2 separate regions of the Homo sapiens genome follow, and region 2 is linked to region 1. Evidence: read pairs that join two places in POLR2A ChIA-PET (ENCODE). Cell type or tissue: CD4-positive, alpha-beta T cell. All regions are shown on one strand. Each heading gives the region's core, and the rest is flanking DNA. Links, peaks and the distances in the headings are about the cores only.

Region 1 (2,902 bases), core at 272-2,771:
CCCCAAGCATGCCCAATCCCACCTGCCCAACCATTCCTGAACTCCCTGGAAGCCCTGCTCAGGTGACATGGCCTTCCTGAGGAAGGGGCTGAAGGCATCTTCACACCCACAGGAGAAGGCCAACCTGATGGCAACATCCATGCGACAGGCCCCGGGGGCTGCGGTGAGAGAGGAGAGAAGGGCTTGTTTGCTGAGTGTGGTGGGACTCCGCTGACAGGAGGGGTGTCCTGTGAAAATAGAAGTGGCTGTTTTGGAGGCCACTTTAGAGTCCTCCAGACTCTTCCCAGGTATCCTCCTCCAGGCTTGCTCAGAGCCCCCGCAGAGACAGAGGCCAGGACCTACATCAGGCTGAGGAAGGTCTGCCTTGGAAGCTCGGAGCTTGGAAACTCACCACGATGGTGCCAGGGGCTCAGCGGTTTTGCCCTGAGGAGAAGTGATCCCGGGCCAAAGCCTTTGTGGAAAAGGGAGAGGGCAGTCTGTGGGAAATGCTCAGGAAGAATGGGTTTTTCTAGAAAAGAGACTCTTCCACAAATCTACCTGTCCACCTCCCGGCAATGCCATGGCCCTCAAGTCTGGTAAATACTTTCTGAGAACCACACACCCATCCCCAGGCTCCCATTCATCCAGAGGCTGGCGCCTGGGCTTCCCTCAGGGAGGCACGCTCCTCACCCAGGAGCCCCTCCTTAATGCCCAAACCTCCCTTGTCCATGGCTGCCCACTTCCACCAAGGTTTGACATCACGCAGACAGCACATGATATGAATTGCAAATGAGGTTTATTATGAAGACCCCCAGACCACAGCACTTCCGAAAGCAGAGTGGACAAGAGGAGCTATATACACAGAAACACATTTCCCCCCAGCACTGCCAGGCTTAGAGATGAAATCCCTGGATGGGCCTGGGTCCTCAACAGAATACACATCTGGAAAATGGGCAATGCAAAGAGGCATGGTGGGGGCGGGAATGGGCATGGCTAGAAGCACAAACCTAGACAGCACAGATTCCGCCCCAGAACACAGAGGCGTCACTGGCTCTAACTAACTGGTTTGGAGAGAAGATCTTTCAAAAACTGTATGTGGACATTCTTTTCCCTCAAAGTGCCATCAGAGATAAATGACAAAAATTTAACTTGCTGCCAGTTAGAGGTACAGAGACAGGCTTCTACATTCTGGAGTGGGAGAGTCTGGGTTGGGAGAGTCGGTGGTGGTGGGGGCTCATCTTTATCTAAAAGAGAAGGTCACGCTGGAACCAAAAGCTTCACCTGAGCTACCCTTTACAGAGCTAGAACCCCCACCTCCAGAGCCATATCCTCCTCCAGAGCTGGAGCCTCCTCTAGAGCCACCTCCAGAGCTGTGTTTTCCACCTCCAGAGCCATATCCTCCTCCAGAGATGGACCCTCCCTTAGAGCCACCACCAGATCCGTATCTTCCTCCAGAACCACCGCCAGAGCCATATCCTCCTCCAGAGATAGAACCTCCTCCTCCACTACCGCCTCTGGAGCCAGACTGTCGGCCTCCAGAGCCATAACTGCTGCTTCCAGAGCTGTATCCTCCTCCGGAACTGGACCCTCTACCTCCAGAACCTCCAAAGGCAGCCTTGGATGCCACATTTGATGAAATGGTGCTGCTTGTCACAGCTGCAGAGAGAGGTGGTGTTACCACAGAGATTATGACTGCCTCTCCCTGCCTCCACCTGACACAACACCCCATGGAACAGGACCACACCCCATTACTTACACACAGTCACATTGCTGCTGAGGTCTCCAGACATCCTGTAAGGGAGAGAGAAAAAACAAGTTGTGGTGGAACACTTAGGTTCTGTATGCATGTTGTTTTACCACTTCCACCCGCAAATGTGCAGTTTAGCCTCTCTAAGCAGCCACCAGGGCTTACACACCCCACTTTCTTCTATGCTGCCAGGTCACACAATGACGACAGACCCCCTTCCATTTATGCACAACCTTGCATGTCAATCCCTCTCAATTTTTGCTCTGATAAAAAATGAACAGTTGCGTGGTTGATCCAAGGTCACTGAAAAGCAAATTCACTTCCTACTTTGCAACCCATTTGTGTATTTAAATCCATCTTGGAGAGTCTGTTATTCAGAATCCATGCCACATCAGAAATTATACAATGAGGCTGCCTGTGAACATTCAGTTCAGAAAGAACTGTGACTCTGTAGAGCCTCCCCATTCCTCTCTTCTTCCCACCCTCTTCAGCTTCAACTGAAAACTTTCCCACTTCCTCTTACAAGCTGGGCATAGGAGGCATTGCCTCTAGACAGGGACAGAGCAACCTCCTGAAGAAAGCCACTCCCTGTTTGTCATGCTGGCTTGCTGATGGCCTGGGGTAGCTTTTCCCCTTCCAATTGCTTCAGCCAGATTAAGTCACCCAAGATGCTGATAATACGGACAAAGGTCTCAGACTACAGAGGAAGCAAAGGGTGCCTCTTTGAAAGTTAGCAAATGGTTCCATTTGTCACTCCAGAAACCTGCAAAGAACTGGGGCTGGCACCTGCTCCGGTCAGCACGTCCCCACCAGTCAGCACATTCCGAGACATCATCTCCCCCATTCTGGGTCACCCGGTGGAGGGCACAGAAGCCACTCACCCTATGGACCTAGAGACCAAAGTTTCAGACTGTCTAGGACTAACCTGTTTTCCCATGATTTTGTTTTCTCTTTCAGAAAAGACCAGGATGTTTAACTTACTGCTTAGTTTAATTTAATGTGCCTTATGCATCATTTCATGTTGATAAATGTGTAACTCTCCAATCATGCTTTATGTCCTGAGTTTCTGCTTGGGGAACACAGAGAATGTCAGTTCTCAGTTGTCAGGAGGGCCTGCCCCATTCTCTGCTTTCCCTGTCTTTGCCTCCAGCCCTGGCTCTGGGAGAGATGAGAGGA
Region 2 (2,902 bases), core at 278-2,777, 59 kb before region 1:
GTAGGTGCATATTTTCACTCTCCCTCTATGGGGCCAGTGTCTGTGCCTATTTTGTTTATTCTGGTATTCCCAGTGCCTGAGCAATGCCTAGCTCACTAAATATTTGTTAATTGAGCACTATTTCATATACACCTTAGATAGAGAGGCTACAAGCATATATACACACAGGCCTTACATGTTAGGGTGAAAAGGAAGTTGGTTAAAAGAAGAGGAAGACAGGGCCATTGTGTGGGAGCAGGACTGGGGAGTGAGTGGTGGGTGGTGGAGAGTGAGACAGTGGGAGAATGAAGGGAAGACCACTCGCTACACAGACAGTGAGTGTGCTCAACCATGGGTGCTTTGAGAACCAGAGCAGGAAGCCATGAGGAAGCTCTAACATCTGTATCTATCATGGGGTAATGATGTCTTGCAGGGCTATTGTGCAGAATAGGTGGCACAGGGCACGTGAAGCAATGGGCCTGCCCGGCCCTGGCCTCAGTAATACATTTCAACTGTTTACAAGGATCAGCCCTCACCCAGTGCCTACCTGGCTAAAACCAGTGAAGAGCCACATGAGCCCAGAGTGAAGCAAGAATCAGATGAAGAAAAGTTAAGGCACTGCAGATGGTGACATCCTGGGCAACAGATTCAACTGAGAACCAAACAGATTTAATCATTTATTGCAGAAGAAGCAGAGGACTGGACACAATCCCAATCAGAAGATGAAGAGAGTCCCTTGGTAGTGAAGGCCCAAGAAAGGCATGGGGGCAGAGGGGCTTGTAGCTGGCCTTGGGGAAACATCCTGGGTAAGTGTTGTCTTTGCATTTCAGGCAATGACCCAACGAAACGGGACCAAGAAGGAGGCCACTGAGAGAGCTCCTGACTGGACTCCTTGCATCGAAGCATCACACCTTGAGGACAACAGGGAGAGGAAATGGGGTTGGGACTGTAGTGACAGACAAAGCATTTCTTGACTTGGAAAGGGAGCCCAGGGAAGGAGAGGGAGGAGACGGGTGAGTTGGGAAGCCTTCTGCTCACAGAGCCAACCACTTGTCCATCATCTGGAGGCCTTTTTGGTGGCACAGCTGCTCCCCGAGGTTTTGGCAAGGGGATCCTTGAGCTCACTGCCACAGCTGCCTTTGGTCTTGACGTCTGCAGCTGCAGTTTTGTAGCTATAACTGCTTGAGGCGCCAAAGCCCATGCTGAAGCCAGCCCCTCCTGCCCCAGCATTGGTGCTGCTGATGACGGCTGGAATGGATGAGAGAAGACCTCAGCCCCCGTCAGCTCTAGCCCCACGTCAGAGCCCCTTCTTGGGCATCTCGGGCCACCTCCTTTACTCTCGCCCGCAGTGGCTTCCTGCTGAGATGGATTCTCTCTGTTGTGTGTTTCAGTCTACTAAGAGATTTTTATCAGCACTGATCATACAGCTTCAGTTTTCATGCACTTAGCCTCACACATTTTACCTTTTCCTATTAGTGTGTGAATTTCCCCCATGGGCAAGACCAAATGAAGAGAGGCACTTCCCAGGGCCCATCTGGTGCTGCTGGTCTGCTGATGAGGAAAGGGGCCACTGAGGGCCCTGTCTCTCAGCACCACAGCATCTCCACACAGGCTCTCCAGCTTTTACAGCTGAGGACATGCTCTCATTCACTCATTCAACTATTCCATCTCATTCATTCATTCCATCACTCAACCCTTCAGGCCCCTCAATTCCCCTTAACTGCAATCTGAGGCCTTTGCTTTGGTCAACAGAAAAATAATGTCACAATTAAGCATCAATCGTTGGATGATACACTCATGAGTATCATTTGATCTTTCTATAGGTTGTACTTTTGTCTCTCATGATAGTCTTCTCCATCCACTGCTTCCCCTTAGTTACTACAGCCAGCTCCTTCCTTTTTCCCTTAAGTCTCCCCTGAGCCCCCTCTGTCATTCTGATTTCTCTTTTGTGTCATGAATTAAAGGGACTCGGACTTCTGGTAAGGTGACCAAGGGCAGAACTGAGATCTGCAGATACTTACAGATGCTCACAGAATTTGGATATTCGCCAGACATCCTGAAGAAGGAGAAGAAAAACAGGTAAATCCCCCATAAATAATCACCCCAACCACCTGGAAGTCACCTCTGTGAATAAGCCTCTCCACGCAGAATGTGCCTTCCCAAACCCATCCTAGCCTCCTTTCTTCCCACACATCCCAGTGCGACCCCCACCAAGAAATAGAAAACTGAGATGAAAATCTGCTGCAAGGAGTCAGCCCTCCATCAAGACCCTTTAGAACTGCTTGCTGTGTGGGATCATTAGGCCTCCACTTCCCTCTAGTCATGCCACTGTTCTTAGACGATTAAGAAGAATGAGCTTACCTCCCCATTGGAGCCCCAGGCTTTGCTGGAGCGACCTTGAACTTGGACAGCCCTTAGAGGCCATCTTGCTCCTCCCCCCACCCACAAAAATGCACCATGAACGGTCGGGGATGCTGTTTCTCAAACATTGCCGGCATTAATACCTCCTCTCCCACAGCCTTTGGGATTTTTTACAACTTGGTCTTTCTTGCTGTCTAACTTTGGCCTTCCTAATCATGTGACAAGCCCATTTGCTGTATGGTTTTACTTCAGTAGGACCTAAACAGGACCAAACTGTTTGCCTTGGAGCTTCCTACCAAAGCAGAGAGAAAACTGGTCCCGACACAAGGGTATCCGGCCCCTCACCTGCACTCCTCGCTCTCCAGCAGCTTGCGGTAGGTGGCGATCTCCATATCCAGGGCCAGCTTCAGGCTCACGAGCTCCTGGTACTCACGCAGCATCCGTGCCAGCTCCTCCTTGGCCTGGTGCAGGGCGCCCTCCAGCTCATCCAGCTTGGCCCGGGCATCTTTCAGGGCGCAGTCCCCCCGCTGTTCAGCGTCGGCGATGGCCGTCTCCAGATCGG

Evidence for each region. ChIA-PET counts read pairs that join two places held together with the same protein. Peaks named below come from ENCODE experiments on the same cell type or tissue, not always from the same donor. Only the 100,000 strongest peaks of a DNase experiment are listed, where the experiment ranks them.
Region 2: POLR2A ChIA-PET joins it to region 1 with 7 read pairs; 6 of 35 experiments call an interaction of 5 or more read pairs at or near these places.

The regions. Positions count from the first base shown.
Region 1 is chr12:52,643,800-52,646,701 of GRCh38, forward strand. It overlaps KRT2 (keratin 2), which reads right to left. Exons shown (of 9, transcript NM_000423.3): 8 at 1,736-1,770; 9 at 759-1,635. The coding sequence ends at 1,220. Among named protein-coding and RNA genes, the nearest start is that of KRT2, 7.0 kb to the right of the region's middle. In CD4-positive, alpha-beta T cell, for the core only: no CTCF peak of the experiment used is centred there; a DNase peak (open chromatin) is centred at 1,822; H3K27ac peaks cover 2,106 bases.
Region 2 is chr12:52,584,946-52,587,847 of GRCh38, forward strand. KRT72 (keratin 72) reads right to left here. Exons shown (of 9, transcript NM_080747.3): 7 at 2,686-2,902; 8 at 2,001-2,035; 9 at 644-1,227. The coding sequence ends at 1,037. Among named protein-coding and RNA genes, the nearest start is that of KRT74, 13 kb to the left of the region's middle. RefSeq lists an enhancer at 93-262 and a cis regulatory region at 178. In CD4-positive, alpha-beta T cell, for the core only: CTCF peaks have their summits at 1,134 and 1,335; a DNase peak (open chromatin) is centred at 1,256.